Regions from separate parts of the Homo sapiens genome. Here regions 2, 3, 4 and 5 are each linked to region 1. The links are chromatin loops, found by intact Hi-C in ENCODE. Cell type or tissue: PC-9. All regions are shown on one strand. Links, peaks and the distances in the headings refer to the core of each region. The heading gives the core; the rest is flanking DNA.

What was found. Peaks named below come from ENCODE experiments on the same cell type or tissue, not always from the same donor. Only the 100,000 strongest peaks of a DNase experiment are listed, where the experiment ranks them.
Region 2: it touches region 1 in a loop (9-fold over the local background); 3 of 110 quality-filtered maps call a loop at or near these places.
Region 3: it touches region 1 in a loop (5-fold over the local background); 53 of 110 quality-filtered maps call a loop at or near these places.
Region 4: it touches region 1 in a loop (6-fold over the local background); 8 of 110 quality-filtered maps call a loop at or near these places.
Region 5: a loop joins it to region 1, with 5 times the contacts of the local background. A loop is called at or near these places in 26 of 110 quality-filtered maps.

The regions. Positions count from the first base shown.
Region 1 is chr14:60,181,191-60,187,734 of GRCh38, reverse strand. No RefSeq gene overlaps it. Among named protein-coding and RNA genes, the nearest start is that of DHRS7, 19 kb to the right of the region's middle. In PC-9, for the core only: CTCF peaks have their summits at 3,030 and 3,230 (motif pointing right); a DNase peak (open chromatin) is centred at 3,204; H3K4me3 peaks cover 679 bases; H3K27ac peaks cover 383 bases.
Region 2 is chr14:59,025,510-59,032,053 of GRCh38, reverse strand. No RefSeq gene overlaps it. Among named protein-coding and RNA genes, the nearest start is that of DAAM1, 160 kb to the left of the region's middle. RefSeq lists a silencer at 3,273-3,322. In PC-9, for the core only: CTCF peaks have their summits at 3,088 and 3,290 (motif pointing left); a DNase peak (open chromatin) is centred at 3,423.
Region 3 is chr14:60,559,137-60,565,680 of GRCh38, reverse strand. No RefSeq gene overlaps it. Among named protein-coding and RNA genes, the nearest start is that of SIX6, 53 kb to the right of the region's middle. In PC-9, for the core only: a CTCF peak has its summit at 3,373 (motif pointing right); a DNase peak (open chromatin) is centred at 3,330.
Region 4 is chr14:60,485,189-60,491,732 of GRCh38, reverse strand. It overlaps C14orf39 (chromosome 14 open reading frame 39), which reads left to right and starts at 5,670. Exons shown (of 18, transcript NM_174978.3): 1 at 5,670-5,788. In PC-9, for the core only: CTCF peaks have their summits at 3,166 and 3,369 (motif pointing right); no DNase peak of the experiment used is centred there.
Region 5 is chr14:59,505,035-59,511,578 of GRCh38, reverse strand. It overlaps JKAMP (JNK1/MAPK8 associated membrane protein), which reads right to left. Exons shown (of 7, transcript NM_016475.5): 7 at 6,169-6,544. CCDC175 (coiled-coil domain containing 175) reads left to right here. Exons shown (of 20, transcript NM_001164399.2): 19 at 771-933; 20 at 6,264-6,512. The coding sequence ends at 6,340. It also overlaps a transcript of L3HYPDH not described here. Among named protein-coding and RNA genes, the nearest start is that of JKAMP, 24 kb to the right of the region's middle. In PC-9, for the core only: a CTCF peak has its summit at 4,036 (motif pointing left); no DNase peak of the experiment used is centred there.

The DNA of each region.
Region 1 (6,544 bases), core at 868-5,867:
GTACCACAGAGTGGTAGTAGATGATGGACTTTGGATTCAAGTGTCATCACTTTTGGATGTGTGGTCTTCTTTAATGTAATCTTCAAGACGCTCATCTGAAGTATCAATCTTAACACACTTGGTCAAATAATATGAAATGGCTTATCCATATCACATGCTCTCCAATGCCCGGCATACAGTATGTGTTCAATTAACGCCAATTCTCTTCTCCCTGCTTATCTGTCTTAGGTAGAACTCTTCCCTTCCTTTCCTAGCTCATAAAAATAAAACTTAGGTTCTTTTGCAAGTATTCGGAAGGGAAGTTCTGGCCTTACTTCCATCTATGATGTTCCTCTACAAGGGAGTAGAAAAGATTCATTTGATTGGTGAGATTTGGGGAAAAGAACCCCATGAGTTCACATGGAGCTTTTGTACAGATGACACAAAAGTGCTCCCTCTGGGTGGACACAGCCCTCTGTCCACAAGGCTTGATGGACGGATGGTATCTTTATGTAACATGGATTCAAACCAGTGAGTATAGCTTGGCTAGTGAAATGTGGACTGGATTTCAATCCCCACCTGCTCCTTGGCTGGCACCCTGTGCAGGGAGCAACCCGCACTGATGTAAGCATTCTCATTTTCAGAACTGCCCTGCCTGCAAAGGGCATCTTTTTTCCTCTGTTCCTGATTCTATGGGGTAATCACAGCTGGATCAAGGTCCAATGACAAGCTTCCAGAGGCAGGCTTGTTTTTCACTCCGTGCTGGTAGGTATGGGGCAGGTAGCTGTTTCCCCAGTGGGAATGCGGCTGTTGAGCAAATCTTAGCTGATTTACAGGGTCAAGAAATCTAAACCTGGGGGAAGGAATAGGAAGCCTGGTCTTGCCTGAAGGTCCGGTCCATGTAGCATTCTTTTTTTTTTTTTTTTTTTTTGAGACGGAGTCTTGCTCTATCACCCAGGCTGGAGTGCAGTGGTGTGCTCCCAGCTGACTGCAACCGCCTCCTCCTAGGTTCAAGTGATTCTTGTGCCTCAGCCTCCCGAGTAGGTGGGATTACAGGTGCCTGCCACCAAGCCCAGCTAATTTTTGTATTTTTAGTAGAGGCGGGGTTTCACCATGTTGGCCAGGCTGGTCTCGAACTCCTGACCTCAAGTGATCCTCCCACCTCAACCTCCCAAAGTGCTGGGATTACAGGTGTGAGCCATCTCACCTAGCCCATGTAGCATTCTTCACATCACTCCTGACTGTTGTTCAATTGGTTCAGAATCTATAGAGGAAAGGGATGAGATGAACATTTAAGAAACTCCAAGCCAGGCACCATGACACACGCCTGTAATGCCAGTGCTTTGAGAAGCCGAAGTAGGAGGATTGGAGGCCAGGAGTTTGAGACCAGCCTGGGCAATGTAATGAGATCCTGTTGCTACAAAAAATATAATTTACATAATTAGCAGGGGGTAGTAACATACTCCTATAGTCCCAGCTACTGGGAAGGCTGACCTGGGAGAATGGCTTGAGCCTAGGAGATCCAGGCTGCAGTGAATTATGATGAGGCCACTGCACTCCAGCCCAGCGACACAGCAAGACCCTGTCTCTAAAAAATAAATAACAAATACATACATATAGCTAAAATAAAACAAAAGAAACTCCAACACGTTTATGTGGTCATTGATTCATTTATACTACAAATGTTTTCCAGCATTTTCATGTGGCAGGTACATTGATATAACTTAGGGATAAAACTTTGAATCATATATAATTCTCTGTTCTAAAAGTACTTACAGCCCAGTGGGAAAGAGAAACAAGTCACAACAATATGGTATAACTAGCTGTCTAATAGACATATATATGGGGCGCTTGGGAACATGGGAGTAGAACAAGAACTTAGTCTGTGAGGGGCAAAGAAATCCAGATTCTTCCCAGGAGAGGTGACACCTGAACTGTCTTGAAGACAGAGTAGAAGTTTTGCAAGCATATATGGAGGTGAGCAGGAACATGGAATCTGGGGTGGTGCTCAAACTTATGGCTTGGACAACCATGTGAATAGTGGGGGTAGTAATTAGGGACGAAGAGGTAGAGAGAGAGAGAGTTTTGGATGTGTTGCTTGGAAATGATGGCCTGTGTGTGTCACCTGGAGTTGTGTAGTAGCCATATATGGCAGATACTGTATTAAGTGATTTCTATGCTTTATTTCATTTAATTTCTCCCAAACTGTATGAATTATATACAATTACCTCCACCTTACAGATAAGGAAAGCAAGGCTTTTCTCAAGGCCACACAGTGGCAGAGCTGCAATTTGAATGCAGGTGTGTCTATGCCAAAGCCCATATTCTTTCCAGGATCTGAAGCTGTTTCTGGGCTAGATGATAGAGGTCGGGGCTGAAGAGTCTGGGTTGCAGATGCTTAACCCAGAAATGATGACTCACTCATTTGCATTTGCATTTGCCTTGTTGCAACTGCGACTAGATGTTCTTGTTATAGTAATTTACATCACATGATTTAATTTATACTTGTTATTCTTCTTTTTTTGTAATGTGAGAGCTAAGTGTGCAGTGGTATCTTTTTATTACTGTTTATTTTTTCTTACCTTATATGTCGAAATTTAAGCCGCAATTCAGTCAGTTTTAATGCTATTAACAGTTTGCTGGCTGACTCCCAACCAACCACAATTTAATCTGCTTTGATAGGAGCATACCATTTTCACAGGCAGAAGAACCGATCATTGTAGTCAACCCAGCTCACAGCTTAAATGTGGTCTCAAGAAGATAAAAAGTTTATTCCATGAGCTAGAACTAGCATATGCATTATAAAAACTGCAGCTAGTGATGCCACAAAGAAAGCATTTATTTGAGTTTATTTTTGAAGCTGCCAAAGTAGAAAAACAGTCTGCTTTCACTCTGACCAGAATTGTCCCTCTCTTCTAATATCTCTCTCTCTAGCTTTTCCTCATCTCTATCTGCATCTCTTGGTTTCTCTGACTCTGTCTTTTCCTTCTTTGTTAACATGTTGGAATTCATTGTTTAAACTTATAATTCTCAAAACTAGAAAATCAAGGCCTCTTTTGGAAGAGGAAAATGTTATCCAACCAGATTAATAGGCATAGGGGAATATCCAAACAGCTGGAATGTCCTGGTTTTCATGTACCTTTCATTGAAATTAAGAAAAAATATCCAAAATTCTACATAAATCATGTTGGATGCAACGAATGAGTAACAAATACAAATCATCCAGTAGAGGGCGATGCTGACTTATTTATGGGTGCCTTCGGTAGAAAATGCAAATTAAGTAATAAAAGACTTTTCTTGACGTAAATTGTTCAACCAACATGCAGATCAGATGATTCTTAATGCAGTAAAATCATATAAATTCACATTTAATTGAATCAGATCTTGTGATAATTTGCTCAAAGACTGAATTAAATAATAGTTTTTAAATGCCCTGGGGTGAGAATTAATGAATCTGCTTTCACTTTTCCTTTAAACCTGGGGCTCTGTGGCCTTTAGAAAGCCTTTTAAGCTCTCCGAGCCTCATTTTTCTCACCTAGAAAATGACACATTTGGCCCAGATAGAGGGTAAATTCCCTTTTGCTTTAAGAAGCACTTATTCTGTGAACCAGTATGTTAAGCACATTAATTCTGTAAAAGAGATTTTCTGGGGAAGTTTAAAGTGGTAATTTCCAAGTCTTACTCCTCATCAGAATCACTGAAGTAGTCTCATTCCAAAGCCTTTGCAGGACTTTCCAGGAAATAAAGGGGACCAGATTGTGAGTGGTGTGGGAGAACACATATATCACTGGCTCTCCTGAGCCTTCAACTTTTATACACTTAAGAAGAAGTTCTGATGTCATACCAAGAAAGCAGTTTGAGTTCAAAATAGACATTTGATGTACATCAGGACATCAGAGGGCAGTAATTGTCTAGTGCTCATGTAGCTCATCTAGTTACTAGTGCTCGTGGAGCTGGTTCTTCCCTCCTTTCTGAGTCATGGAAGACTATACCTGCCAGCCTCCTTGCTTGCATTCTCACACAGAACTTTTTCTGTAAAAAGCCAGATAGTAAATATATTATTCTTTATGAATCATATGGTCCCTGTAACAATAATCAACTCTAGTGTTGTCATGCAAAAACAGCTGTATCAGTTGTCTATACCTTGTAACAATTTACCCAAAGTTTGGTGGCATAAAATAGCACACATTTATTATCTCAGTTTCTGTGGTTCAAAATCCTGGCATAAACTAGCAGGGTTCTCTGCTTCATGGTCTCTCACAAGGCTATAATCAAGGTGTAGGCCAGCCGTATGGTCTCTTAAGAAGGCTCAACTGGGAAAAGATCTGATTTGAAGCTCACTTATGTGGTTGTTGATTGGATTCATAGAGTGTTTGAGTGAGAGCCTTGATTCCTTGTTAGTAGAGGCCACTTTCAGTTCCTTGCCTGTGGGCCTTGCACACATGGCAGCTTGCTGCATCCATGCTTGCAAGCTGAGAAGGCGAGAGTGAGAGAATAATAGCAAGAGGAGGTCACAGTCTTTTCAAATTGAACCACAGAAATGACACCCCATCATTTTTTTCCCCGAGATGGGGTCTTGTTATGTTTCCCAGGCTGAAGTGTAGTGGCTATTCAGTGGTGTTATCATAGTGCACTATAGCCTTGAACTACCTGACTCAAGAAATCCTCCCACCTCAGCCTCCTCAGTAGCTGGGACTACAGATGCATGCAACCATATCCAGTTTCCCATCACTTTTGCTCTATTGTATTTGTTAGAAGCAAGTGACTAGATCCAGCCCCCATTGAAACAGGAGAATTGCATAAGGACGTGAATATTAAGGGAGAGGGATCCATGTCAGGAGATACCTAACACAGCAGCCATGGACAGTATAACAATGAGTGGGCAAAAATGTGTTCCTATAAAACTTTATTTACAGAAAAAGGCAGCTAGAGTAATGTCAGCAAAAATGGTAGAGTAGGTAGCTCCCAGAGCATGTCTCTCCACAGAAAAATCAAAAACTGAAGCAAAAACTCTCAGAATCAAGTTTGTGAGAATTCTGTAAAACAGACAAAAAAATTTACATCTCCAAAAGTGAATACTGAATGAAGAAAAAGGGAACTAAAGTGGTAAGCTATCAAACAGAGTAAAAATGTAACCAGCAAATGGAAGAAAATATTTGCAAATCATATATCTGATAATGGATTAATATTCAAAATATATAAAGAATTCTTATAACTTCACAATAGCAAAACAACAACAACAACAGCACACACATAAAACAGCTCAAATATAGGCAAAGGGCTTGATACAGCATTTCTTCAAAGCAGATGTAGAAATGGGCAATAAACACATGAAAAGATGCTCAACATCACTAATTATTAGGAAAATGCAAATCAAAACCATAATGAGATACCATCTTACATCCATTAGGATGGTTACTATCAAAAACTAGAAAATAACAAGTGTGGCTAGTAATGTAGAGAAATTGAAACCCTTATGTGTTGTTCATGGGGCTGTAAAATGATACAGCCACTGTGAAATACAACATAGCAGTTCTTTAAAAAGTTAAGCATAGAATTATAATATAATCCAGTAATTACACTTCTGGATCTATACCCAAAAGAACTGAAAGCAGGAACTTACACAAATATTTTTCCTTTTTAGCTGACATGTAGTAATTGTACATATTTATGGGATACAGAATAATATTTCAATACATGTATGCAATGTGCAATGATCAAATCAGGGTAATTAATATATCCATCACCTCAAACATTTATCATTTTTTGTGTGGGGAATATTCAAAATCCTCTCTTTTAGTTTTTTGAATAATTAATACATTATTATTAACCATATTCAGAATATAGTTCTTATAGTACTATAGAGCACGATAATTTATTCCTCCTATCTAGCTGTAATTTTGTGTCTGTTAACCAACCTCTCTCTGTCATTCTCTTGCCCCTACTCTCCCCAGCCTCTAAGAACCATAATTCTACTCTCTACTTTTATGAGCTTACTTTTCTGGCTGCCACATATGACTAAGAGTATACAATATTTATCTTTCTGTCACACAAATATTCACCAATATTCATAGTATTATTCATTAAAAGGTGGAAACAACTGAAATTTCTATTGACAGATGAATGGATAAACAAAATGTAGAATATACATATATAGGAATATTATTCAGCCTTAAAAAAGCAATGAAATTCCAAAACATGCTACGACATGAATGAACCTCGAGGATATTATGCTAAATGAAATAAGCTAGACATCAAAGGACAAATATTATATGATTTCATATATGTGAGGTACCTGGAATACTCACATTCATAGAGAAAGAAAGTAGAATAGTGGTTACCAGGGCCAGGGGAAGATGATAGGGAGTTATTGTTTAATGGGTACAGAGTTTCAGTTTGAGATAATGAAAAAATGTTTGCAAATTTGGATCACATTTGCACAACAATTTGATTATACTTAAGGCCATTGAATTGTATATTTAAAAATAGTTAAAATGGTAAATTTTGTTATGTATATTTTACCATGATAAAGAATAAATGGAAAAAAAGAGTAATCTCTAGCTAC
Region 2 (6,544 bases), core at 912-5,911, 1.2 Mb after region 1:
TGCCTCCCAGGTTCAAGCGATCCTCCCACCTCTGCCTCTCGAGTAGCTGAGACAACAGTTATGCACCACTCCACCTGGCTAATTTTTGTATTTTTTCTAGAGATGGGGTTTCACCATATTGTCCAGGCTGGTCTCGAACTCCTGAGCTCAAGCAATCCACCCACCTTGGCCTCTCAAAGTGCTGGGATTACAGGCATGAGCCACCACGCCCATCCCACATTTCCTTTAAATGTGCCCATTAAATCACTTGAATCCCACCAGCGCCTTCTCTCCTGTAATACCCGGAAGTCTCAGGATGATTGACCTTTATCTCATTCAGGAGGTTGGTCCCTGATTCCCATTCCCAGTCATTGCTACATGCATCCAAGGTGCTCCATGTCAAATCTGTCTGGGGCTCCCAATTTACAATGCTTGAATACACAGCTCCTTCACCTGAAGGACCAGGTGAAGTTCTACTATTCCCTGCATCACCCAGAACAACTTGTGCAGATAATGGATGTTGCCTACCCAAAAGCCATTCCCCTTTCCTACTCTCTTGCTAGTATATAATCCTACCTGATAGAGAACAATGGGAAATATATCAGGGGCTTCAGGAAAAGGTTTTTCTTAGTAAGAAGAAATGCATGGGAGGAAAAACAACTTTCCATACACATTGAATGTGGTCAAATCTCCAAGTGATGCCTGGAACTACTGCCACCATTATGAGACAATGAGGGGAGAGGTTGTCAACATGCTGAGAATGGTGAGAGAAAAGACTGGAAGGATCTGGCTTCATTGCGCATATTAGTTTGCTGAACCAAATCTGGAACCACTGTGCCTCTGAGCTTCTCATGGAAAGTAATATACTTATTACCTATGCCAATTTTAGCTGGGTATTGTGTCATTCATAGGCAAAGGCATCCTAACTGGGACATACTGTCTCTATGGGAAGGTTCACAATTGCAGGGGTCAACCGCTAACCCCAGCTCTTTTCCACCCTCATGGTGATTTTATTTACGGGCCTCAATCACATTTTACTGCTACTTAGTTAAGCCACCATAATTCTCCCCAACAAGTTTCAGTAGCTATGAATTACTGATAGGAGTCAGATTCTTGTTCCTCACCTCCCACCAAATGTTTGGACTCATGCAAATTTGCCTACAAATTCCTAAGCAACTGTCAAGTTCATTGTCTTGGTCCATTTTGTATTGCTGTGCAGGAATATCCGAGGATGGGTAATTTGTAAATAAAAAGGGACTATTTGGCTCACAGTCCTGATGGCTGAAAAAGTTTGAGATTGGGCATCTGCATCTGGTGAAGGCCTCAGGCTGTTTCTACTCATGGTGGAAGGTGAAGGGAAACTGACTTGTGCAGAGATCACAGGTTTGCAGAGAAAGGAAGCAAGAGAGAGAGAGGTGAGGTGCCAGGCTCTTTTCAACAACCAGCTGTCATGGAAACTAATAGAGTGAGAACTCACTCGCCCCAGAGGGAGGGCATTAATCTGTTCATGAGGGATTCACCCCCTGACCCAAACACCTTCCATTGTGCCCCACCTCCAACATTGAGGATCAAATTCAAACAAGAGATTTGGTGGGGACAAACAAACCATATCCAAACTACAGCATTCATTATGTCAAATTTTCTTACAGAATAAAAATGCAAAAGTTCTCTTCACTGTGCATCTGCTACACAATAACTTCATAATTATAGAAGCAAAGTATGCTCATATAAAGAACTAGAAAATACGAAAAGATGAAAAGACAAGAATTTCAATATACCATCCAGAAACATGTTCACTTTGAACATGTTCACATGTATTTTTCTTTTGAATCTTACGCAATTGAAATCATACTGCACCTACTATTTTGTATCCTGATTTATTCACTTAACATTATATTGTTTTTCATTTTGCATTACTATTTTTCAAAAATCACGATGTTTAATTTTGGAAAATATCCTATTATGAGGATGTACCCAAATATATTTAATCATTCTGTTATATAAAAAGAAGATATATAATATAGATGTTAAATCTATGGGTTCTGGAACCAAAATCCCCACTCCAATTTGTATTAGATGTGTGACCTTCAGCAAGTTGCTTAACCTTTTGGAGGCATGGCTTTCTCATCTCCAAAATGGGTATAGTAATAACACCTACCTGCTAGGCTTGTTGTGAGAAACAAGTAAGAGGGCTTAGTAGGATCTGGTACAAAGTTAATATTCAATAAAGATTTGTTATTGTTATTATTATTATAAAAATGTGAGGTTATTTTCCATTTTCTCAAACGTAAATAGGACATCCATTCCTCAAAACATCCTTGAACATACATCACTTTTTGCATCTGATTAATTTTTGGAATCATTTCCTAGAAAGGGAATTCTTGGTTAATGCCTATTTTATTTTGATAATTTATCAGATTTTTATAAAGATGAAAAAGCAAATTCAAGCCTCAAGGGGAAAGGGTGAAAAGAATACATTCCCTGAACAAAATAAGTATTTTCCTACTCACTGTCCCAACATTATAGGGCAGATTCACCCATATCCTTAAAAGTTGAGCTTTCTATCCTTAAATTGAAGTAAAGAAGTTCATCCATAGGTCAAAATTAGCTCTTAACATAATGACAGGTCTGTTTTGGGCACTACTTAGATGGCATGCTGGAATGGTATTTTCTTTTTCAGTAATAGATTCTCACTTTCCTTTTTGAAAAGAAATGTGATTAAGCAAAAATCTATGCTCTTTTATTCATACAATTATTAAAAACTCATGGGAGCACAAGAAGTGGCTAAGAGGGTCCTTTCTGGAGGGACCCTCATTGTAGCTCCCCAGGTATAATTTTAATGAGCAATTAAGGAGTCTCGTCAATCAATTGTCAATTTCCTCAGATACACTTTTCATTCATTCTACATTCTGATTGAGGTTGTTAGCATATCTTTAGCTGCCTGCTTGCCACTACTTCTAAGAAAGGCCACAGCCTCTGTCCTGAATTCTTAGTTACTGGTCCATGAATACTCTACCCATGATGGCAGACAATGAGAAAATAATGAAAGGAAGAATGCACCTTCTGTCTTCCCTGCTCAGAAAATCCCTTCACCAGACTCACTTCTCCTACCTAATCCTTTGAATCTTTAGATTGCATATAAACATTGTTTTGGGTTCAGTTTAATGGCATAAGAGCCATTAAGAAATACTCCACTAACTTCCAGCGGTTTGAAGTCTAGATTCTGTGACAGATTGATATGTTTTAAAATGCACCCTTCCTGAAAGGACGCTCTGTAACTTACGTCTGTGCCACTTGCTTCTGCTGCCCTCCTGTGGCTTCCCGGGGTCCTAACAACGTGTGCAGCCTTTTGTCCAGCTGCCCAGTCTCACCCTTTGTCATCTGTTTTCTCTGCTGTTTATTCTCCTCTTTACCCTCATCTGTGATAGCTGTAGGAATTCAGGCCCTCAGTGACTCATCCAGATTTATGGCTCCAATTTGCCCCCAGGATTGCAATGTTATGCTCTGCTAGACTCTATTCCCTTCCAGCATTGGTGCTCCTCATGTGTGACTAAATGCTCTTTCTTCTTTGATAGGAAGTGTATATTCTAAGTAATGGTGCATTCAGTTAAGTGATTATTTGTTTAAAAATTATATTCTCAATCCTCGCTTATAATATGCCACTTCATCAGGCGCCAATGATCAGGCTGGGCACATGTGTTAGCAAAGCTTGGCTTGTTCACTGTGTGTATTACAGGCATTTGCAGGGAGATTTTTCGCAGGAGCCTTTGTCTTTTATTTTTTACTTTTCTCACCATGCAGTCAAATATGCCTTTTCTTAGTTCAGCGAGCCTTGTTAAGTTTGATCTACAATCTAGGGAAGACTTCTAATTCAGAGTAATTTGCCAAGATGAAAGACCTGATCTGCTTTAAGAGAAATTAATCATTTCCCTTTGCCTGGAACTTTCTCAAGTTTTGAGGAATGATTTTGTCTCCTTTCTGCATGGAAACATTCTTTTAAAATTTTTAAATATTTTAATTTCATTGCAAGACAATAGTAAGTGGGGTAAGACTGAGGTCTAGCATTAAGAACAGTTATCTACTCATTGTCTTTTAACACATCAGTACTTTTTAAAGAATGCAGGTAAATGATACTAGGTCCTGGATATATGACATATACTAGTGATTTATTTATTTTAATTAATTAATTTATTATTATTATTTTGAGACAGAGTTCACTCTGTCACCCAGGCTATAATGCAGTGGCGCGATTTCGGCTCTCTGTAGCCTCTGCCTCCCTGCTTCAAGTGGCTCTCATGCTTCAGCTTCCCGAGTGACTGTGATTATGGGTGCCCGCCACCACGTCTGGCTAATTTTTGTATTTTTTGGTAGAGATGGGTTTTTGCCATGTTGGCCAGGCTGGTCTTGAACTCCTGACCTCAGGTGATCTGCCTGTCTCAGCTTCCCAAAGTGCTGGGATTACAGGCATGAGCCACCGCCCCCGGCCTATACTAATGATTTAGATATTAGGACGAGTATGACCTCTAGTGCTCTCTACCTTTGTGACCAGGTCACTCAACCTCACAGCATCTCACTTTATTCATCTTTAAAATAGACATTATAATACATATTTTGCAGGGTTGTTATGACAAACCGATGTGACATTTTACACACTGTAAATCAAGATATAAATATAAAATATTATTATGTATGCCCTTTTTTGGGGGGAAATAAAGGAATACAGCATCAAAACAACCAACCAACAAAGATGCTTCTCTAATGGGCCCTTTATAAAACTTAGCTAGTAGCAGATAATTCAGAAAAATAAATTGTATTCTAAAGATAGTTTCTTCTATTGACCTATCTTAAATATGAGAACTTTTTTTTCTTTATTTCTTCTAAAACAAAAAAACCATGATACATGTGCAGAACGTGCAGGTTTGTTACATAGGTATACGTGTGCCACGGTGGTTTGCTGCACCTATTGACCTGTCCTCTACGTTCCCTCCCCTCACCCCCTACTCCTCAAAAGGCCCTGGTGTGTGTTGTTTCCCACTCTGTCCATGTGTTCTCAATGTTCAGCTCCCACTTATGGTGAGAACATGCGGTGTTTGGCTTTCTGTTCCTGTGTTAGTTTGCTGAAGATGATGGCTTCCAGCTTCATCCATGTCCCTGCAAAGAACATGATCTCATTCCTTTTTATGGCTGCATAGTATTCCATGATGTATATGTACCACACTTCCTTTATCCAGTCTATCATTAATGGGCATTTGGGTTGGTTCCATGTGTTTGCTATTGTAAATAATGCTGCAATAAACATATGTCTTTATAGTAGAATGATTCATACTCCTTTGGGTATATGCCCAGTAATGAGATTGCTGGATCAAATGGTATTTCTGGTTCTAGATCCTTGAGTAATTGGCATAATGTCTTCCATAATGAGAAGACAGAAAATATGAGAACATTTGTAGTGTATATAATTTACAGTTTCTACTATTAAAGCAAAACCTCCTAGCACAGATAGACCTTAGGTTGTAATTCACAAAACAATGAACTTGCATTTGGGGGAGAAAATAGGACAATTCCAAACTTAGATATTTTCGTAAGTGATTCTGGCCAGTTCCTGAGTCCAGTTGATTTTAAGGCACAAGATTGACCTGAAACAGTCAAAATGGTCACCTTACAAGAGAAATAGAGAAAACATAGCAGAAAATGCACGAGCATCATTAACAAATTCCTCTACGTGACTTCAAAGACACATTCAGGGAAGGCTACCCCCACTGAGGAATTGCTTTCCCAAGTCCTGTTGCTGCTGGCTTCAATGTGGGGCCACCTCATTTCATTAGCCTTCATTCTGCACAGCTGCCAACCATTACTTCCTCCCTTGGATCTTAGGAAGTCTTAACTGTCATTTCAAGAGTCAGATTATATAATAGTTTAACTGAAACATTGTAGTTGTTTTTGGCACAATGACCTATGTCAGATAAATTTTTAAAATAAGTAGAACACCTTTTTATTTAAAATTTGTTGATTTAGGAAGTATTTGTATAGGTTCGTTACATGGGTCTACTGAATGATGCTGAGGTTTGGGCTTCTAATGTTCTTGACACACAAGTAGTGAACATAGTACCCAATGGGCAGGTTTTCAACACGTGTTCCCCTTCCTCCCTCCCTGCTTTTTGGAATCCTCAGTGTTTATTGTTCGCATCTTTGTGTCTATGTCTACCCAATGTTTAGCTCTCTCTTAGAAGTGGGAACGTGTGGTATTTGGTTTTCTGTTTCTGTGTTAATTCACTTAGAATAATGGCCTCCAGCTGCATTTATGTTGCTGCAAAGGATATGATATCATTCTTTGTTATGGCTGAGTTGTATTCCATGGTGTATATGTGCCACATTTTCTTTATCCAATCCACTATTCATAGGCACCTGGTAGAGCCCCCTTTTAAAACCAAACCCCACATGGAATTCCAGTTTATAAAAGAGTTCAGAGAGGGAACTACTCCACTTGAAGGAGGGGTTGGGAAAGTGTCTAAAATATCTGAGATCCTCTTTCACCCCTTCTTCCAATCCTCTGGTAGTGGCTCCC
Region 3 (6,544 bases), core at 844-5,843, 380 kb before region 1:
ACCAGCATCATCAAGATCACCTGGGGATTTATTAGAAATGCATATTTTAGGCCCTACCCTTTACATCCTGAATCAGGAATTCTGGAGGTTGGCCCAGCAAACTGGTTCAGTAAGCCTTCCGGGTAATTTTGATGCATGCTAGAGTTTGCGAGCCACTGCCCTAGATGAGTTTTTCTCAGACTGTGACTATGGACCCCGTGTATTAGAATCACCTGGGCTGATTGTTTAATTAGCCAGACCCTATTTCAGAGTCTCTGAGTGCATGAAATAGCTGTGGTTTCAGAGCTGGCTGCACATTGGAAGTCCCCGGGGAAGTACTTAAAAACAATAGCCAGTACTCTGGCTTTATTCCCAGAGATTCTGATTCTTTGGGTTTGGTGTAGAAATTGGCACTTTTTTTTTTTTTTTTGAGACAGAGTCTTGCTGTCTCGCCCAGGTTGGATTGCAGTGGCACGATCATGGCTCACTGCAGCTTCAACCTTCTGGGCTCAAGCAGTCTTCCCACCTCAGCCTCCTGAGTAGCTGGGACTACAGGTGTATGCCACCACACCCAGCTAATTTTTTCTATTTTTTTTAGAGATGGGGGTTGGGGGCAGTCTTACTTTGTTGCCTAGACTGGTCTCGAACTCCTGGCTAAAGCGATTCTCCCACCTTGGCCTCTTAAACTGTTGGGATTACAGGCATGAGCCACCATACCCAGCCAAGTTTTTTTTTTTTTAAGCTCCCTAGGTGATACAAATGTACAATGTACAGCCAGGGTGGAGACCCACTGCACTGTGAACATGGGGTCTGGGGTCTAAGGCTTGTCTTCTAGTCCTGTTGCCACCATTTCCTAGCAGTGACTTTGGGCAAGTTAACTCTCAGTTTCTTGTTTGTAATGAGGATTAAATGAGGTAATATATGTAATGAGCTTAACACAGGCCTAGCCTACAGCAATCTCTTAGTAGACATTAATAGAACCCTTATGGTTCCTTATGTACACACATTTAGGAACCATGGAGTTAGAGAATATCCTTATTCCCTGAAACCCATTGAGTGCTGAAGGAATTTCTTTGCTCTTCAGCGGGTTTAATCAGGAACCATGTAAATGCCTCAACTTTCAGTTGTGCTGTTTCATCTGGACAATCAGTCCCATTTAATTCTGATGGTGGTGACGAAGTGCAGCTGTACCTTCAGAGACACAAGAGATTGGAAGTGCTTTGTAAGTGTGTATCATGCCCCCTGGCTCATACATGTTTAATAAGCGTATCTTTTCTTCCCGATTAGATTCCAAGGCTTGTGGGCAGGGATTGTGGCATTCTGTTTTCATATCACAGTGCCTAGCAGAGTGCCAGCTACATGAAAGACCCTCAACTTGACTGAAACGCAGGCTCTCCACCTGCCAGTTTCAGTCGTGCCTGGTGTGATCCTAATAAGGTATTCTGAATTCCCTGTATCCTGCCCTCCTCATCTGAGAAAGGAGGGGGTTAGTTATTTCACTGTAATTCTTGGGGCTGCTCTGACAATTAACAAACACAAATGTCCACGTAGCACCTTAGCATTTCTAGTGTGCCCTCAATTTGCAAATATTAAAAGAAAATAGACACAAAGTTTCCCCACAGTTGTTGTTGGAACTCTGAGTATTTATTTTAGGTTGGCATTGCTGGTATTACCAGGTATCTTAGTACTGCCTTTTTTCACTGTGATATCTCATTGTGAATGTATAAAAAGTCTCAGTGTGAACTGTATAAACGCCCATTACAAAAAAATTAAGTTTTCAGACACAACTGTTTTCTAAGACTTAATATTTCCTTTTTATTTTCTTCCTCTTGAAACTCTAAAATGACACCTATTTTCTAAGATTTAATTGGCACCTTTAAAAAGGAAAATCATAATTATGTTAGAAGCACAGAGGGCCACCATAAAAATCTCATATACTTTATGGACTAAAGAGTGTGTTAAACAGATGAAAACTGTGATTTTCATCCATGATGAAATATATTCACTTTTCCCCCAGGACTTTGGTGTAGCTGTTTCAGTATTCAGGGCTTTATAATGATGGCACCTACATGATTTTTATTATTGAATCCCAATAGGAATGATTGTTACCTTTGAAAATTTTTTGGTCAGAAATCACTACATCAGAGAGCGTTTTCTCTGAACTGTTGTTAAAGCAGAACTTTGAGAGTCAGAAGTAGGTTGGAGTTATTCTCAGACTGACCTCTCTTTACTATTATGTTCTGTGCCTTGTTCTATCCCTACTTAAATCACATTGTTCTTAAATTTTTATATATACTTATTACAGTGCTTCAGGCAGCTGGTTTTTATTTTCGTTAGGATTAGTCACACTGTTCTCTGGCCTTGGAATTTGTAAGTTTTGGATGGAGAGACTGCTCTTGGATGCTGAGGCCTGTGTAATTTTATTAAAGTTTTCTTGGCTTGCTGAATTCACTGCTGTGGTTCTTGACAGATGAAGGGTGTGCGTGAATTGGCTGTAATTTTTTTGTTGTATCAGGCAAAACTCCACATTGGGTGGCTTTTAATAATTCAGTTTTACTTACTTTCTGAATGTTAGAGCATTACATAGGACTCCTAGAAAGAAGCTGAGTAGTTATAAGTGCTCTTAGATTGTTTTATTATCATAAGATTGCCCAAATTATTTCTAAAGCTGTACTAATATATGACATGTATTTAGGTGTATGAGAATTTGTAGGATAATTCTGGCAAGTTTGAGTATTAGGGCTTTGTTACCTATTTTCAGAAATGCTCGCTTTCATAATTCATCCTTCAGGCAAGTCAATTAGAAATCACTTAATTTTTCATTGAAATTTCCAGACACATCAATGCACTTTTGTGTCTCAAAGTTGGTTTCATTTCTTGTATTTGATCAAATTCTAAAGGTAAATTTTACAATGTAATCTGCAGAGCTATTTGGAGGAAGATGTTTGGTATTGATGTTAGATCTAATTTGTTTTCCCACCTAAAAATTCTACTGAATCCTTTTCATATATCAGGTATTTGTTAAATCTCTACCATGTGCCAACTCTGTGCCAAGGGCTGGGATACTCTGGGAATAAAAAGATAGAAGAAAGTCTCTTCTTTCTGTGAGTTCAGGGTCAGTGGGGTGTCAAGTGAGTAAACAAATAGTTACAACGTGCTAAAGACTATACTGGACATAGTGCTTACAGATAATTCCCAAGATTTCACCTTCTGGCCAGAGGCAGGAACAGTCTTTTTGGGCTTTCTCTGCCTGCAGCCTCTTCTGAAAATCTGGTAAAGACTGTGATTCAGAATGCAGAGACTGTAGGCTTCTAGTGGTTCTCGAGGAAACAAAAGAAAACGCTTTTGCACACGAGGTGGTGCTGGTGCTCTGCAGCAAGAACTAACCGCCACTTGGAGGCAGTGGAGATGGTCATCTTTTGCTTGTGCTGAAAAGCTGAGTTCTTGGGCTTTACCCTCCTTGGCCTTAGAGGGCTTTTAATTCCCAGTTACATCTACTTTTGGAATGAAAAGATCTACTTCATCTCTGAATCACTATTCATTTTCATCTTACAAGGGAGTGCTTTTGCTTTTGCTGAAAGTTATCAAGGCTTTCCTGGGAGTGTTCTTGAGAAATATGGTATTTACTACCTAAATGCCCTGAGTTTTTGTTTTGTTTGGTTGGCCCGACAAACTTTTGGCATAGCCTTAGCTGTTGAAGGGCTGTATTTGGAAGGGTGCAATGGAGGCAGAAGAGGGATGTCCCAAAGCGCTAAATTGCATTAGAGGTTGCTGGCTTTTTTTTTTTTTTAAACAATTGCTGCAGTATTTCTGGTAAGAAAAGTTATTAGGTGTTTATGGATGTTTCAAAAGACCAAGGGAAAAAAATGCAGATTCCATGGTAAAATATCCACCTGGGGACCCTTAACACTCATAACAGAACTTAAGTTGGGAATGCTAAGGAGTGTGATCAGCGTAAAGTGGCAGTTGTTTCTCACATGGGGTATTAGCTGGATGCAGTCCAAGAAGAAAGGGGTTGCCAGAAACATCCCCAGGGGAGGATGGGTTGGGTTGGCCAGGTAAATCAGGAATATAGGGTTTCTTCCTATTGAGCAACACCCACCTTCTCCCTAAACAGAGAAAGCTCAGCCTAGTTAGTGGAGGGCTCTTTTCTTATCTGCTTCCTTGGAAGTATTGTGGGAAGCAGGTTTATAAGAGGAGGTAAAAAATCAGAGTTCTACATGGGGCACATAGAGGAAGTATTTCAGGCTAATCATTTTGGGTTGCTGTTTTAGAATAATATGATTTTTTCCCCCTTTGGAGATAAAGTTGCTTTAAATTGTTTTTTGCAGGGCAGGTGAGGGAGTGGCTTTAGCTTGGTCCACTCTTATCTGATCCACTTTGGAATCCACAGACCATATTTGCTGTTCAGAATCTAGCATTTGATCGTGGTTTCATTTAGCACTGAAGTTTTGGGATATTCTTTGAGGAGAGGTTTTGAACATATGTTTTTCCCCAAAATACTGTTTTGAATAGTTGTGTGAATAATTGGACTCAATGTTCATATATTTCTAATCTCTTCAGGGCCAAACTCTTAAAAACAGAGTGTACTGCCACGTAACATCTCATGATACTGCTTGTTCCTAAATTGGTTATACATATGCATTCTATATTATATAAAGTACCTGTAATATATGCATATGAGACAGTTATATAATACATTGTGCATGTGTGATGTATTCAGTATTGATATAGATATATAATGCATACTCTGTACATTAATGTATGCAGCTGCCATTTATTGTATATTGTGGGACAGCAAGCAATAAAAAGACTACTATATACTCAGTAAGACTTAGGGTTATATATATCAGTGATTACATATTCTAAAGTTTAAATCAAATTAAACTTTAATTTGGCAGCCACTCACGGTAAAACTCTTCCCTACTCACTATTTGGCATATCCATAAGTTCAAGACAAAATTATGAAAAATTAAATAAAATCAGCCAATTCCCAACTTATAAAAGGGTTATGTTCCAAAAGTTTCTTTTAAATATTTGTTCTATAGGAACACATTCCCATAAAAATGATCATATATGATGGTTAGTTTCTCTGACTAGTCAACAAAAGTTCAATTAAACCATAATGACTTTCACAATAACTGTAGCCTGATTTCTGGGGCCTGTAGAAAGGAGCCATGCAGTAATAGAGATGAGAAGGAAGTAGGGTCTTTTGTTTTTATGAAGCAGAACAAAACCCAGGCAAAATATTTTAAAACAAGAACAATTTATATTTGGCCAGTGCCAGCTTCCTTTTCTGCACCCTTCTCCCAAGGAACCAGGACTCCCATGCTATCTTTAATGCTTCCCACCTTGTGGTTTCCCACTCAAGTCTAACATATTCCTAATGTGCTCCATGCTCTAGAATTACCCACCCCACTCACTATATTAGTGACTTAGGAAGTATGGTCCTTCCATTAACTTGCATTGGAATCACCGGTGGTGCTTGTTCAATACAGATTTCTGGATCCTACTGTAGACTTACTGAATCAAAATATCTGAGGGTGAGGTGGGGCCTGCAAATCTATCTGGATTTGTAACAAACTCCTTGAGTCACTTATGAACATTTAGATTGTGTGCCTCTGAAATGAAATCTCTCATTTCATCAGAAGAGGTAATGTTGTAAATTAGTGTTTCTCAAACTTTGGCATGCATCAGAATCCTCTGGTGGGCTTATTAAAACACAGATTGCTGGGCTCTCATCCCCTGAGTTTCTGGTTCATTTCAACCTAACGGATCTCAGACAGTGGAGCATTGCAAAATGCAAATGAGAAGTGAAGGGTTAGAAATGTTGGGTAGAGGCTGAAGCGTGTGTGTCTGTGTGTGTGTGTGTGTGTGTGTGTGTGTGTGTGTGTGTGTGTTGGGGTGATTGGGCATCTGAGATCTATCTAACTAGGAGTCTGACTTTTTTTTCCCTCCCAAGTCAAAGCCTGTTTTTCACAGCTTTTTTCTAATTCTCTCTAATCTTAAATCTTCCCCTATTAGTTCCAAGAGCAGTGATACTAAGAGGATAAACTGGGTGAGGAGAGGGCAGGCATTGTGCTCCATTTATTTAAATTTTCTGAAATTAGAATTTTACTTTGGACAGCAGGGGGCTCTCCTAACATTGTATAATGTGAAAGAGAGAAAAAAGTGATCCTTTAACCTGAAAAGACTAGAGTGACAAAATTTGCAATTAGGGAGTTCCTACATATTTGATTATCAGGTTTTCCCAGAAATTATAGTAATATTTAATATACTACAAATATTGGTAAATAGATAAGAACTATACATACTGGTAAACAGATATTATATCTTTTGGTAAATAGATAAGAACAATTTGTTAAACAAATGGAGGCTTAGAAGTTTGAATCTTTACTGTAGATGTTGGCTAATAAAATTTGTAGTGTGATAATTGCCAGATGCATGGGGCAGAGATGTGAGAATTAGTGAGTTTTTAAAAGAGACTATTCCAGACTCAAAGATTTTTGTTTGTTGTGTTTATTTATTTATTTTTGAGACAAGGTTTTACTCTGTCGCCCAGGCT
Region 4 (6,544 bases), core at 914-5,913, 300 kb before region 1:
TGGCAAAACCAGTTTGGAAGTTAGTACAATAATCCAGGTGAGAGAATGAATTTAGATGGCGGCAGCTGAAATAGAGAAAAATGGATGGAAGATATTTAAGAGGAAAAATTGGTAGGATTTATGATGGATTTGATGTGGGGGATGATAGGAGAGGAAGGTTGTCACGGTCTAGGTTTCTGGTATGCACAAATAGATTCTGGTCTCATTAATGAAAAGGATGAAGGAGGTCAGCATTAGTGGGGGAAATACATGAGCTGTGTTTGAGCTTGTGCTGTGGTTTGAATGTTTGTGTCCCTCCACAATTCATGTTGAAACTTAATCCCTAATGTAATAGTATTAAGAGGCGTGATGAGGGCTTAGTATTAGTGCCTATAAAAGGGCTTGAGGGAAAGACTTTGTCCTCTTCACCATGTTGGGACATAGCATTTGTCCTCTCCGGAGGACAGCAACAAGACACCATTTTGGAAGCAAAGAGTGTGCCCTTACCAGACACTGAATCTGCCAGTGCCTCAGTGTTGGACTTACTGACCTCAAAAACTGTGAGAAATAAATTTCTATTATTTATGAATTATCTAGGTAGTGGTGTTTTGTTATAGTGCAGGATGGACTAAGATAGCTTATCACGTCAGCAATTAGATACGTGGGTCTGGAACTCAGGATAGGTGTCATGAACAGTTGCTTTTCCTTTTGACTGCCCAGCATTTAAATCCAATTCTTATGTTTGGAAAGTATTTTACCCTAACAGTCTGGGAGGAAGAAGAGATTTATGTGTCATAGGCTTCTTTAATGAAATATATCTACCCAAGATTTTGAATTGGAATGAGTGACACCAGCAAGTGTGCCCTAGAAAGAATCCTATCTGTTAATAGGTGACAGTTAAAGTAAGATAGAGTTTGTAGGGCAGTTGTGGTAGTGCTCATGATAGTGATGTGAGCTGCAGTCCTCAGTGCTTGGTTGTAGTGATGGTGTCTCGACTACCAAATCTGTGGTATGAGTTTGGTTTTTGCTTCTTGCTGTATAGCACATGAGTCTGGTTCTCTAGCTATTCTGGGGAGTTTTGTGTTACACAGTAACATTTTTAAAATTTTTTACTTTATTATTATTTTTTAGAGGCAGGATCTTATTCTGTTGCCTAAGCTGGAGTGCAGTGGTGCGATCATAGCTCGCCACAGCCTTGAATTCCTGGGCTCAAGTGATCTTCCCGCCCCAGCCTCCCAAGTAGTTAGGACTACAGGTGTGCACCTATTTATTTATTTATTTATTTATTTATTTATTTATTCATTTATTTATTTATAGAGATGGGTTTTCTCTGTGTTTCCCAGGCTGGTCTTGAACTCCTGGGCTCAAGCAATCCTTGTGCCCTGACCTCCCAAAGTCCTGGGATTACAGGTGTGAGCCACCATGCCTGGTCCCAGTATTCTTCAAACAAATTTCACCTTTGCTTAAATCAGCCAGAATTAATTTCTGTTGTTTGCAATTACTGACTTGGATTGATACTAGAGGTCTAGGCTAGAGATACACATTGTGAGTCACCTGTATAGTGGTTGCATTAGAAACCATGCACATGGAGTACAGATGAAAAAAGGCCTAGGACTGAATCTGAGATTTACAACATTTAATGGCTGAGTGGAAGGAGAGGAGGCTGAAAGAGAAGATAGAGAAAATTATGAGAGATGGGAGAAAAATCATGCAGCTACTGCGGTGTTTTAAGAAGGAAAAGTGATAATGCAGAGGTCAGGTCAGTTAATGACTGAAACATGTTCATTGGATTCAGTGTCATGAGGTCATTGTCATCTTAGAACAAATTTTATGGCATAATGGCATTGGAAGGCAGATTGGAGTAAGAAAAGAGGAGGGAGACTGTGAGTTTAGACAACTGTTTAGAAATCAGGTTGGCTGTGAGAGAAATATGATGTTGACTCATAAAACCTTTAATGTCTAGGGAAGATTCTCTCTCTTTCATTTTCTGGTATAGACTTGACCATGTTTAAAGCTGATGAGAGGGATCCAATTAAATGGAAGAGATTGAATACACATAAGAGAAAAGGCATATTTGATATTTTAACGCTTCTGAGGAGGTAAGAGGAGATGGTACTCAAATACAGGTGGAGGAATTGGCTTTAGGTAAGAGGAGAGAGAGTTCCACTATTGTAACAGAACAGAAGGAGGATAGATTAATGAAGATTTAAGTAGGATCATATGTTTGATAGCTGGAATTTGAAGAAGTTTCATTCCAATGTCTTCTATATTTTCTATATACTATGTGCTGGGCATTATATTAGGGGCTTTATAGAAATTATTTTATTTAATCTTCATAACTATTCCATGATGTTGGAGTTATTACAATTTCCACTTTATATGTGAGGAAACGAAAGCTTGGATTAGAAACTTGCCCAAAGTTTTGACTTAACAAATGACAGATCCAGAAGTTAAATCCATATCTGCCTGACTGCAAAGATTGTTTATAGAGTTGACTGGATGCATACAAAGAAAATATCAAAGAAAAAATCAGCAAGACTTTGTGAATAATTATTTATGGGAGATGACTTTGGATTTAGATCAGGTTAAATCAAGATTGATGGAAAGCATATAAAGATAAATATTTGGATAACTCCCTGATAATAGGATAGGACTGGAAGTAAAGATTTGGGACTCATAAGCACAGGTGTGATAATTGAAGTTACTATGGATGCATGACCCCCAAAAAAGAAAAGGGTAGAGTTAAGGAAAAAAATCTTGGTTAGAGTCCATGGTGATGGTGAGGGGGAAAGAAATAGAAGATGAAATCTGAGGGGCAGATAGGAGAGGTGGGAGAACCAGAAGAGAGTAGTGTCTTGGAAGTCAGGATTGCAGAGAGTTTAAATGGAACCAAGTATGGAAGAGAGTAAGAAAAAAAGGAAGGGAGGAGGATAAGACTGAGAAAAGACCATAAGATTTGGAATTAAAATGTTGTCTTGATTACCTGAGAAAGTAGTTAAATGTGATGGAGATAGTAGTTAAATTGAAAAGGTCAATTAGGAAATGAGTGGAGAGGAATTGTAGGTAGGAAACACAAGCTTCCTATTAGATAAATTAAGCAATAAAAGGAAGAAAAGGAATACCGTGCAATTAGAATGAGCAGCAGGTTTAAGTAATGGATTTCTTCAGATTGTTGATTATGGATCAAGAGGCAAAGGTGTCAATAATAGATAAGGAAAATTTTATCTTGTGGGAGTACTTTCCCAGAAAATGATTTGTTAAGATAAATGTTTATCTGAGTCAAAGTTCTATAATTTTTCAAATGGAGCACTGTAATTCACTGGAGTGAGAGGGAATAGGGAGAGAGGGAAATAAAATTTATTTAAAACTCTCCAGTAGATGGAGCATCTTCATTGCTTTTCCAGAAGAAAATTTTGGAATGGAATAAGATAGATGGTAGTGGTGTTGGTAGAACTTAGGTATATTTTTATGAGGGTAATTAGGATATGTATAGATGTGAATTTAAATGCAAATAAATTGATTTTCAGATCTCAGTAAGGTGGTGTTTCTAGATTTCTACAAATTTTCATAAGAAAATCTAGTGTTAAATTGAAGTAGACTAACTTTTTACCTACTAAATTTTCTTGACAGTCATAGCAATGTAGTGCCAGTAAGACAAAATAGATTTACACTTTATATTTGCTTTCCTATGTTTTCCTAAAAAGAAGTAGTTAATAAATATAAACAAATGTAATAAGAGTAAATTTGGGTTAATATCTAAATAAGGAACTCAACTAAGCAAGAAAACAAACAATCTGATTAAAAATGGGCAAAGGACCTGAATAGACATTGCTCAAAAGAAGATGTGCAAATCGCCAACAGATATATAAAGAAATGCTGAACGTCAATAATCATAGCGAAATGCAAATCAAAACCACAATAGGATACGTCACACCTGTTAGAATGACTATGATAAAAAAGGCAACAAGTGTTGACAAGGATATGGAAAAAAGGAAAAGTTGTACACTCTTTGCGGGAATGCAAATGGGTACCGCCATTAGGGAAACAGTGAAGAGACTTCTCAAAATTTAAAAATAGAACTATCATAAGACCCAGCAATCCCACTTTTGAATACATATCCAAAGAATATAAAATCACTTTGTGGAACAGATGTCTGTGCTCTCATGTTCACTGCAACATTATTCACAATAGCCAAGATATATACTCAACCTATCCATTCATTTGTCAATGAATGGATAAACACACACACACACACACACACGGACTTTTATTCAGCTTTAACAGAGAAGGAATCTTGTCATTTGTGACCACATGGATGATGGATGAGCCTGTGGGACATTATGCTAATTGAAGTAAGTCAGGCACAGAAAGACAAATACTATATGACTTCACTTGTAGGTGGAATCTGAAAAAGCTGAGCCCATAGAAGCAGAGAGTAGAATGGTGGTTGCCAGTGGCTGGGGGAGGGAGGAGGTGGGAATGAGGAAATATGTTGGTCAAAGGGTACGAAGTTTCAGTTAGGCAGATTGAATAAGTTCTGGAGATCTAATGTACAGCATGGTGACTATAGTTAATAATACTGTATTGTGTCCTTGAAACTTGCTAAGAGAGTAGATCTTAAAGGTTCTCACCACACACACCCAAAAATGATTATATGAGGTGATGGATGTGTTATACAAATTAACTTGATCGTGGTGATCATTTCACAATGTATGTATACGTCCAAATATCATGTACGTGGTAAATACAATTTTTATTTGTCAATTATGCCTCAATAAAGCTGGAAAAACTAAGTAAAAGATTTTTCACACACACACAAAAGAATAAATCTGCTAAATTGTTACATTATCAAAACATGTTAGTTTTGTTGAATATTAATACCAACTAGTGAGCAATATGACAGCACACTATAATAAAATTGGTTATGCATATCTGATCTGAGGCACTTAAGGAAGAAAAACTTCTGAAACCTTCTTTTTCACTTAAATATTCCGTGAAACAGCTTAGGTTTTGGTGACTTGAGACAATTATTGTGATCATTTACGGTTAAAAACATTTCTACGAGAAATATACAAAGGATTGAGGCACTTTGGAGGACTGAACTGCTTAATGATTTTGTTTACACTCTTTATTTCACTTTGGATAGGCAGACAAAGCCTAAGAGCATAAATTACCTAAAGACAGCATTTTGGGCAGAAAATGTACTTTATTTGAAACTGAGCAAATGAGTCAGTCTCAAAATGTCCATTCAACTAATATGTATTTGAGTTGTGCTTGCTTTTTAAGATGTTTTGAAAAATGCTGAATTCAGAATTGAATTTTGATTATTGAATTGAGTATTTTTTACTCTTGTTAAAAGTTAATATCAATTTTATTGTTGTACTCCAAAATATTTTTAAAAACTTGTTACAAGAGGAATAAATAGGCTTTAAAAAACACTTGTCTTCAAGAAAACAGGAGAGTCTCTGACAGGTCTCTACTTCTTTGAGGGTCCTCTAACTCCAGCACCCACTTCTGTGGTTTTACGGGGCTTATTCCGCGCTTCCACCCGCGAAGAAGGAGCGGTTGCAGCCGCGCAGGTCTCGTCCAGAGCGCGATCTCGCTGCTCTTCAGCGCGATCTGCGGCTCCCGCGGCGTGCTCCGCGGGGTCTCTCAGGGCTGGTACCAGGGGCGTGGGGGCGGGGCTGAGCGAGTCCAGCCCAGGGCTCCGGGGACCGTTTGTAGTTAGGATCCGCTGTGGCGTCCTGAGTGGAGTTTGGGACCCCAGGGAGGGAGGGTGTGGGCGTTCGGGTCCAGAGGAGCTGTTTAGGTGCGTGTGGAAGGGAGCTGCATGTGGCGGTTTTTCTCTGGGCCGGCGGCTCTGAGGGGGAGCGTGTGCGTGGGTGGGAGGGGGCTGGCTGGCCCTGCCCCTCAGAGCGACCGGAGTCGCCTTATCCCCTGGGTTGGTGCGGCCCGAGGCTGAGGGCGCGGCGGGGGATGGGGGGGATGCGGTGTTGCAGCCTCGGGCGAGGGGAAGCCAGGACAGGAGGCTGTGAGGGTGGGAGTCGGCCGGCGAACTCCCACTGCGGGAGGCGCACGGGCTGTGGTTCCTGGGCTCTGAGGGGCACGGTAGACAGGAACCCCGCCTCAGGCGTATGCCGTAATGCGAATTGGCTGTTCTGTGAAAACCTCCAATTTTTTTATTCTTCGTGGTAAATTCGTAAATGCGAAATCGCACTGTTTCTCTAGGTTTACCCGGGTGTTGGGGAAGGGCTTTCGTTAGAATTTTGCTACACGTGGTTGTACACACGCCACCAAGGGACATATTCAGAGCGTTTACTTTAAAGGGCATATCCTGTGGAGAAATCTGGGTGTCCGTGAACCCTGGAAGATCCGGATGCTTGTTGCAATCCCACGCATAAGCGGTTATGCGGGTGCTTCCCACCCCATCCCCAAAACTTCAAGTCGTGCCCCGACTCAACAACGATTTCTGAAGCGCTCGTTGGGCTTGGCCCGGGAAGGGGCTGGGAATGTCGCCATGGGCTCAAGGGGGCCTCTCGTCTTCCAGTTCTGGCTCTGCCCACAT
Region 5 (6,544 bases), core at 1,545-6,544, 680 kb after region 1:
TAAAATGTGTCTTTTTTTTTTTTTTTTTTTACCAAATATCACTATGAAATCTTAATTCTTTGGGAAACTGTCTTCCCACTCTACCACTCAGATAAGGTGGGAAAGACTGTTTTTTGCATGCCCCAAATGAACACATTTTGGTTCAGGACAAAGTTGTCAGTTCTGGACTCCTTACCTCTTCATGTTTTACCAGTGCAACATCTGCACCCTCCCCACTTCAGAGTCAGATAGGCTGGGGTCAAAATCCTGGCTCTGCCACTTTCTAAGTATTTAAAGTTTACACATAATCCTCATTTAAGTATTAAAACACTGGACTAGGAAAGCGTTAAAATGTCTTTTTCACATGGAGCTGCGGAGGCCCAGAGGGTTTATGTAACTTGTCCAAGACCAAACAGTTCATGAACGTATGGGAATTTACAACCCAGATCCTGCCTGATTCCAAAGTTCCTTCTGTTAGGCTGAATCTCTTCAGCTCTGTGCTTCTCTGAGGGTGAAACTAGCTTTTTATGCTGCCACCACCATGGCTACCATTATCCACTTAAAAATTTGAGTTCAGTGAGCATTCCATTATTCTTCTCACTTCATAATCCATTTTTCCAAGATTATGTACAGAACTTTGTGAATTGGCTGTGTACACAAGCACTTATTTTTATGACTGATACCAATTATGCATATATAATATTTTTTTTTGGACATGATCCACTTAGAATGTGTATTTATTTATGTTGTAGCAATTTATATTGACACAGCCTAAAATGCCATTTCTTTAGATCTTGGTGGACAATGGTGAAGAGACCTTGCAAGACATAAACAATCTAACAGACAAGCTGCGTGAAAGAGATGAAAAAATGCAGCATGTCAGTACATGGCTACGAGGGAGTCTTGAAGGGCTGCGTTTGCTTGTGGAACAGGAATCACCAATGGACCTTCTTAGTAAGCAACAGCTTAGAGCTTTGGTAACATGGGACTTCCTGCTATTTTACTATATAGCTGGTAACATCAAAAGAAGAAAAAACGTGTCAACTAAGTGACTTAGTTATCCCCAATTATGCCACAAACATTCAATTGAACATTGATACTTATTTGGGGTTGAATACTCTTGTAGTGTTATCCAATTCTGCCTTTCACCTAAGAGAATTTTCTAGATAACTAAATCTTCTTTATAATTTTTTTAAAAAGTTTATTTTAAACATTTTTCCAGAGAAGGCTTTTTAAACTCTTTTACACATTTTTTAGTCTTCTTAAACAGAAGTTGAATATAATTTTACATTTTCTTCCTGAACTGAGTTTAGCATTAAAAATAGCAACTGTTACCTTCTCAGAAAAATCTAGTGATGGCTGCGGGGGCTTCTGAGATGTTAACACATCATATCTAACATGCTTGACTCATGAGCAAGCAGTCCAGTCTCTCCAGAGGCGTATCAGCTTCATCCTCAATCCCCACAATAATGTCATGTTAGACATAGCCACAGAACTCTCCAGATTAGGGCAGTGGTGAGAATTGAAGGTGAGTCCTTGCACAGGTACAGCCCAGAGGTCCCAGTGACAGAATCATCTGGGAAGATGGGATGTGGGGGTAGAGGGAGCTTGGGAGAAGGAAAGAGAACAGAGTTTAGAAGAGAGATGGAGTGATGAAACAAGAATACTGTCATCTGGCAAGTGTACAAATCTATTTGTGCTTATCAAGGCTTAATTTTAAAGAGCATAATCACTAGATAAGCAATTTTGAAGGTAGGATGTAGAAAGTAAAATGGGATAAAAGTAAAAAGAGCTGCATGCAGTGACTCATGGTTATAATCCCAGCACTTTGGGAGGCTGAGGCAGGAGGATTGCTTGAGACCAAGTGTTCGAGACCAGCCTGAGCAACATAATGAGACCCTGTCTCTACAAAAATAATTTTAAAGTTAGCAGGGTATGGTAGTGCCTCTGCCTCAGCTACTCGGAAGGTTGAGATGGGAGAATTGCTTGAGCCTGGGAGGTCGAGCCTGCAGTTAGCCATGATTGTGCCACTGCACTCCAGCCTGGATGACAGAGTGAGACCCTGTCTTAAAATAAATGTAAAAAGAGGGATAGTGATAAGATTAAAAACATTCCAGTATTTGGGAAAACCTGTGTTCTGGGGCATTGCTTGACAGAAGAAATAACGTTTCAGTGGCCAATGAAGAACTTTGTGGGTAAACCCTCTTAGCTGCAAAGTCATTTTGATGGTCCTGCCTGGTGATCATGATGAGCCTGGTGATACTTATGATGTACGAATGCATAAAGGATCCTTTGTGGGCCTTGCTTCTATTTGTATTTCCTTTGCTAGGCCAGACCATTCCTTCCAACTATAGATCAAGCAAAATTTTGAGAGCTAAATCATCTGTAAGTGTCAAGGGCACTGTCTTCACATGAATTAATCTTCTGTTTTTATCTGAAACCCGATGGAATCTTTGTGTTGCAACAAATTTAAATAGACTCTTAGAGAAAGTTTCACTGAATTACTAATATCATATTTCCTTTTTCATATATTTTGAGGTCTGATGGATAATCTATGACAAGTAGAGACTGGCAGTGTGTAAATAAAAAGACCACCCAAATGAGAATAAGCAGAGGCTGTTTATGCAGAACTTGCTATAGCAATGGAGCCAGGCACTGTCTTAGTTCGTTCGGGCTACCATAACATTCTGTACACTGGGTAGCTTATAAATAACACGAATTTATTTATCACAGTTCTGGAGGCTGGGAAGTCCAAGATCAAGGCACTGGCAGGTTTGGCTTCTGCTGAGGGCCCACTTTCTGGTTCATAGAATGGTGCTTCCTCATTGTGTCCTCAAATCATTTAAGGGGTAAGGCAGCACTTTGGGGCCTCTTTGATAAGGGCACGAATCCCAAGACCTAATCACCTCCCAAAGGCCACACCTAATACACACTGGAGATTGTTTCAACATAGGAATTTTGGAGGAGACACAAACTCTCAGACCATAGCAGCCAGGATTACTTGCTTTTCTCTCTTTTTTTTTTTTTTTTTTTTGAGACAGGGCCTCTCACCCTGTTGCCCAGGTTGGACTGCAACCTCTGCCTCCCAGTCTCAAGCAATCCTCTCACCTCAGTCTCCCAAGTAGCAGGGACTACAGGCACGTGCCACTGTGCCTGGCTGCAGTGTGTGTGTGTGTGTGTGTGTGTGTGTGTGTGTGTGTATTTTGGAGACGAGGTTATGCCATGTTGACCAGGCTGGTCTTGACCTCCTGAGCTCAAGCAATCCTCCTGCCTCAGCCTCCTAAAGTGCTGGGATTATATGTGTGTGCCATGGACCTATTGGACTAAACAAAGCGGGGCGAACGCGGGAATAAAAGACAAAGACAAGAGAGTATATTTGGAAGAAGGGGTCAGGGGGCACCTTGCCTCTAGTGGACAAGTGCCCTGAACTTTACACAGCCCTCTGTATTTATTAAGCAAAAGAGATAGTGAGGTGTGTGGGGGGTCGGGGGTGATTGTCCGCCAGCAGCTTGATTCACAGCAGGCTTGTAAGACTGCATTCTTAGAACAATAGGCACTAGATTTCTCAATAGGTAACTTCAAGGAACCCAGTGCCAGGGAGTGAGGCCCTCAGCAAACCTTTTGGTGGCAAGGCAGTGTGAGTTTGCTCACATCCTGCGTTCATGATAAACAGTTTGCTGTTTGGTCATATAGCCTCCAGCGGAATGCTGAGTTGGTCACATCCCACAGGCCTTCAGCTCCCTACAGGTGTGAGCCACCATGCCAGCTAAGCTCTGCTTCTTACATGTTATCTAACCTCCACTCCTCAGTCTCCCCAGTTGTAAAATACCACTGATAAAACTAACAGGAGTTATAAAACACCAGACCCATATTAGGCACTCATCAGATCCCTGAAACCTACCACCCTCCTGGAGAGGTGATAGTAAAATCTGAATTTACTATTCAAGTCCTTGGCCATCTCTGAGCCACCTGTAACCTCCCAGCTTTTGAATGTTCCCTGTTGAATGGGTTCTGCCACAGGACTTCTGGAGAAGCCCTTATCTCAGTTCAGCACCCCTCTACTGTCCTCTTCTGGCCATGATAGTCACTGCAGCCCTGCAGGTCCTGCCCTCTCCAGGATCACTGCACTAGCTTCATTAACATTGGGCACTTTGGAGCCTGACACTGGAGCAGATGTTACAGTGACAAAGTTGAATAAACTCCAGGCCCTGAACCTTAAAGTGCATACCCTGTGAGAAACAAGACAATTGAAGAGCTGATGAAAATACATTGGATTCCTTCTAGAAAGTGGCTATCAGAGGGTAAAGCTGTGTCTTATTGGATGTTGGAGTACACAGGGATATCTTCCCAAAGGAGAAGCACAGACATAAGCTGGTCAAGAACTGCCAAGTAGCAAGGCTGAGTGGAGATCTGCTGGGGGAACCAACCAGCAAGTGTGGAATAGGCTTGTCAGAACATTAAAGGCCAGACTTCTTCCTGAAAACTAATTACTAAAAACTTACTTTTTGCCTTAATTTTATTTCTTGTAAATCAAAGGTAAATAAGTTAATTCTTAGTGTATATGTAAGCTAAACAGTAACTTAGTACAGTTATTTTTAAAGTAAAAAGAATTTTGTCTTAAAATTACAAAAGTCCTTGAGTATTACATCATATATTATGTTAGGTTACATAAATAATTTGTGTATTAACCAAATATATTGATACATGGGCTATGGAAGACATTTTTAGGATGAGGTACTTTAAAAGAAACATTAAAAAAATCAATGTATATAACTGTCAAAGTTATCTCTGTTATTGTGATGAGGGGCTTGATACAATCATCTACATTTTGATTAAGTCTAGAAAAACACCTCCTTATAATTAAAGCAGAATCAAAATTTCAGTGAGAAGAAAGAAAATCATTTGCCTAGTACTTGTCTCTTGGAAAAATTAAGATCTGAAATAGGAGGAGTTTAGATCAGTGGTTCTCAAACATTAGAATCACCTGGAGATTTTAAAAAACCCCTGTGCTCAGCTGGGTGTGGTGGCCCATGCCTCTAATCCCAGTACTTTGGGAGGCTGAGGTGAGCAGATCACTTGAGGTCAGGAGTGCAAGACCAGCCTGACCAACAGGGTGAAACCCCATTTCTACTACAAATACAAAAATTAGCTGGGTGTCATGGCGGGCACCTATAATCCCAGCTGCTTGGGAGGCTGAGGCATGAGAATCACTTGAACCCAGGAGGTGGAGGTTGCAGTGAGCCGAGATCGCATCACTGCACTTTCAGCCTGGGTGACAGAGCGAGACACTGTCTCAAAAAAAAAAAAAGAAAAAAAAAAAAAAATCCCTGTGCTCAAACACAGACCAATTCAACATGAATCTCTGGGTGTGGGGCCCAGGCATTATTTTTTTAAATCTCTCCAGATGGCTTCAATGTGCAATAGTCTCGCAAACTAATAGTTTTAGACAAATATATAACAAGGTAGTTATTAAATTTATCAACTAACTGACCCAAATTAATCAAGAAAACACAGATTTAGTATCCCTGGTCTGAAAATCCAAAAATCCAAAGTGCTCCAAAACTCAAAGCTTTTTCAGCACCAATATGACGCTCAAAGAAAATCCTCTTTGAGAATTTAAGATTTCAGATTTTAGGATTACGGATACTGAACTGTAAGTATAATGCAAATATTCCAAAATCTGAAAATACCCGAAATTCGAAACACTTCTGGTCTCAAGCATTTTTGAATATGAGATATTCAACCTGTATTTTGACTTTTAAATTACCTCTTCAGGACTGGTTAGCAAAAGTACCATACACTGTAGTGATAAGGATTGTGATGTGCTACAAGGGCCTAAGTCAAAACTTAACAAAGACAAGGGTTGATTTTTAAATTTCTTATGACCACGTTTTAACAAATTATTTAGTAAAATTAGCAACTACAGTGGCTATAAGTTGTTCTAGTCTTATTTTTACCAAAGCAAATTAAAAATGCAGATACATATTAAGTATTGTGGAAATTATTTGCCCGTGAGGCCTTGTAATTGTAATTTCTTCTTTTGCATATATACTTTTCTGCTAGAACAGGACATATGAAAAAAATGATTGTAAAAATGGCCCCAAGTGGACCAGAAGATATAGTCCTAGTAATCAGACACATGACACCCCTCCCTACTCTACCCCGATTATACAATTACTCAATTGAGGATTCTTTGGGCAACTCAGAATTTTAATGAACACTAATAACCCCCCAAATGTGTGCAATACAAATAAAATTTTTATATTTATTTTTTATTCCTACAGAGAAGAAGAAACACATTCGTACAAGGGTTCATTTCCCAGTGGTTAAATGTACTGAGAAAAATACATTAACAAAGTAACTCAAGGATACAACTGCTGTGAATTCAAAAGACAGACTACTACAGGAAAAGTGAGTGCACTTACTTTCATATTTTGCAGCTGTTAATAGAAGTCTTAAACATTTAAAATTTAACTAATTCACACAACCTCCACCAAGTATCAGTAAATAAACTTCTAAACAATAAAAATGGATAAACATGGTCAGGTTGTTAGGTTAAGAGCTA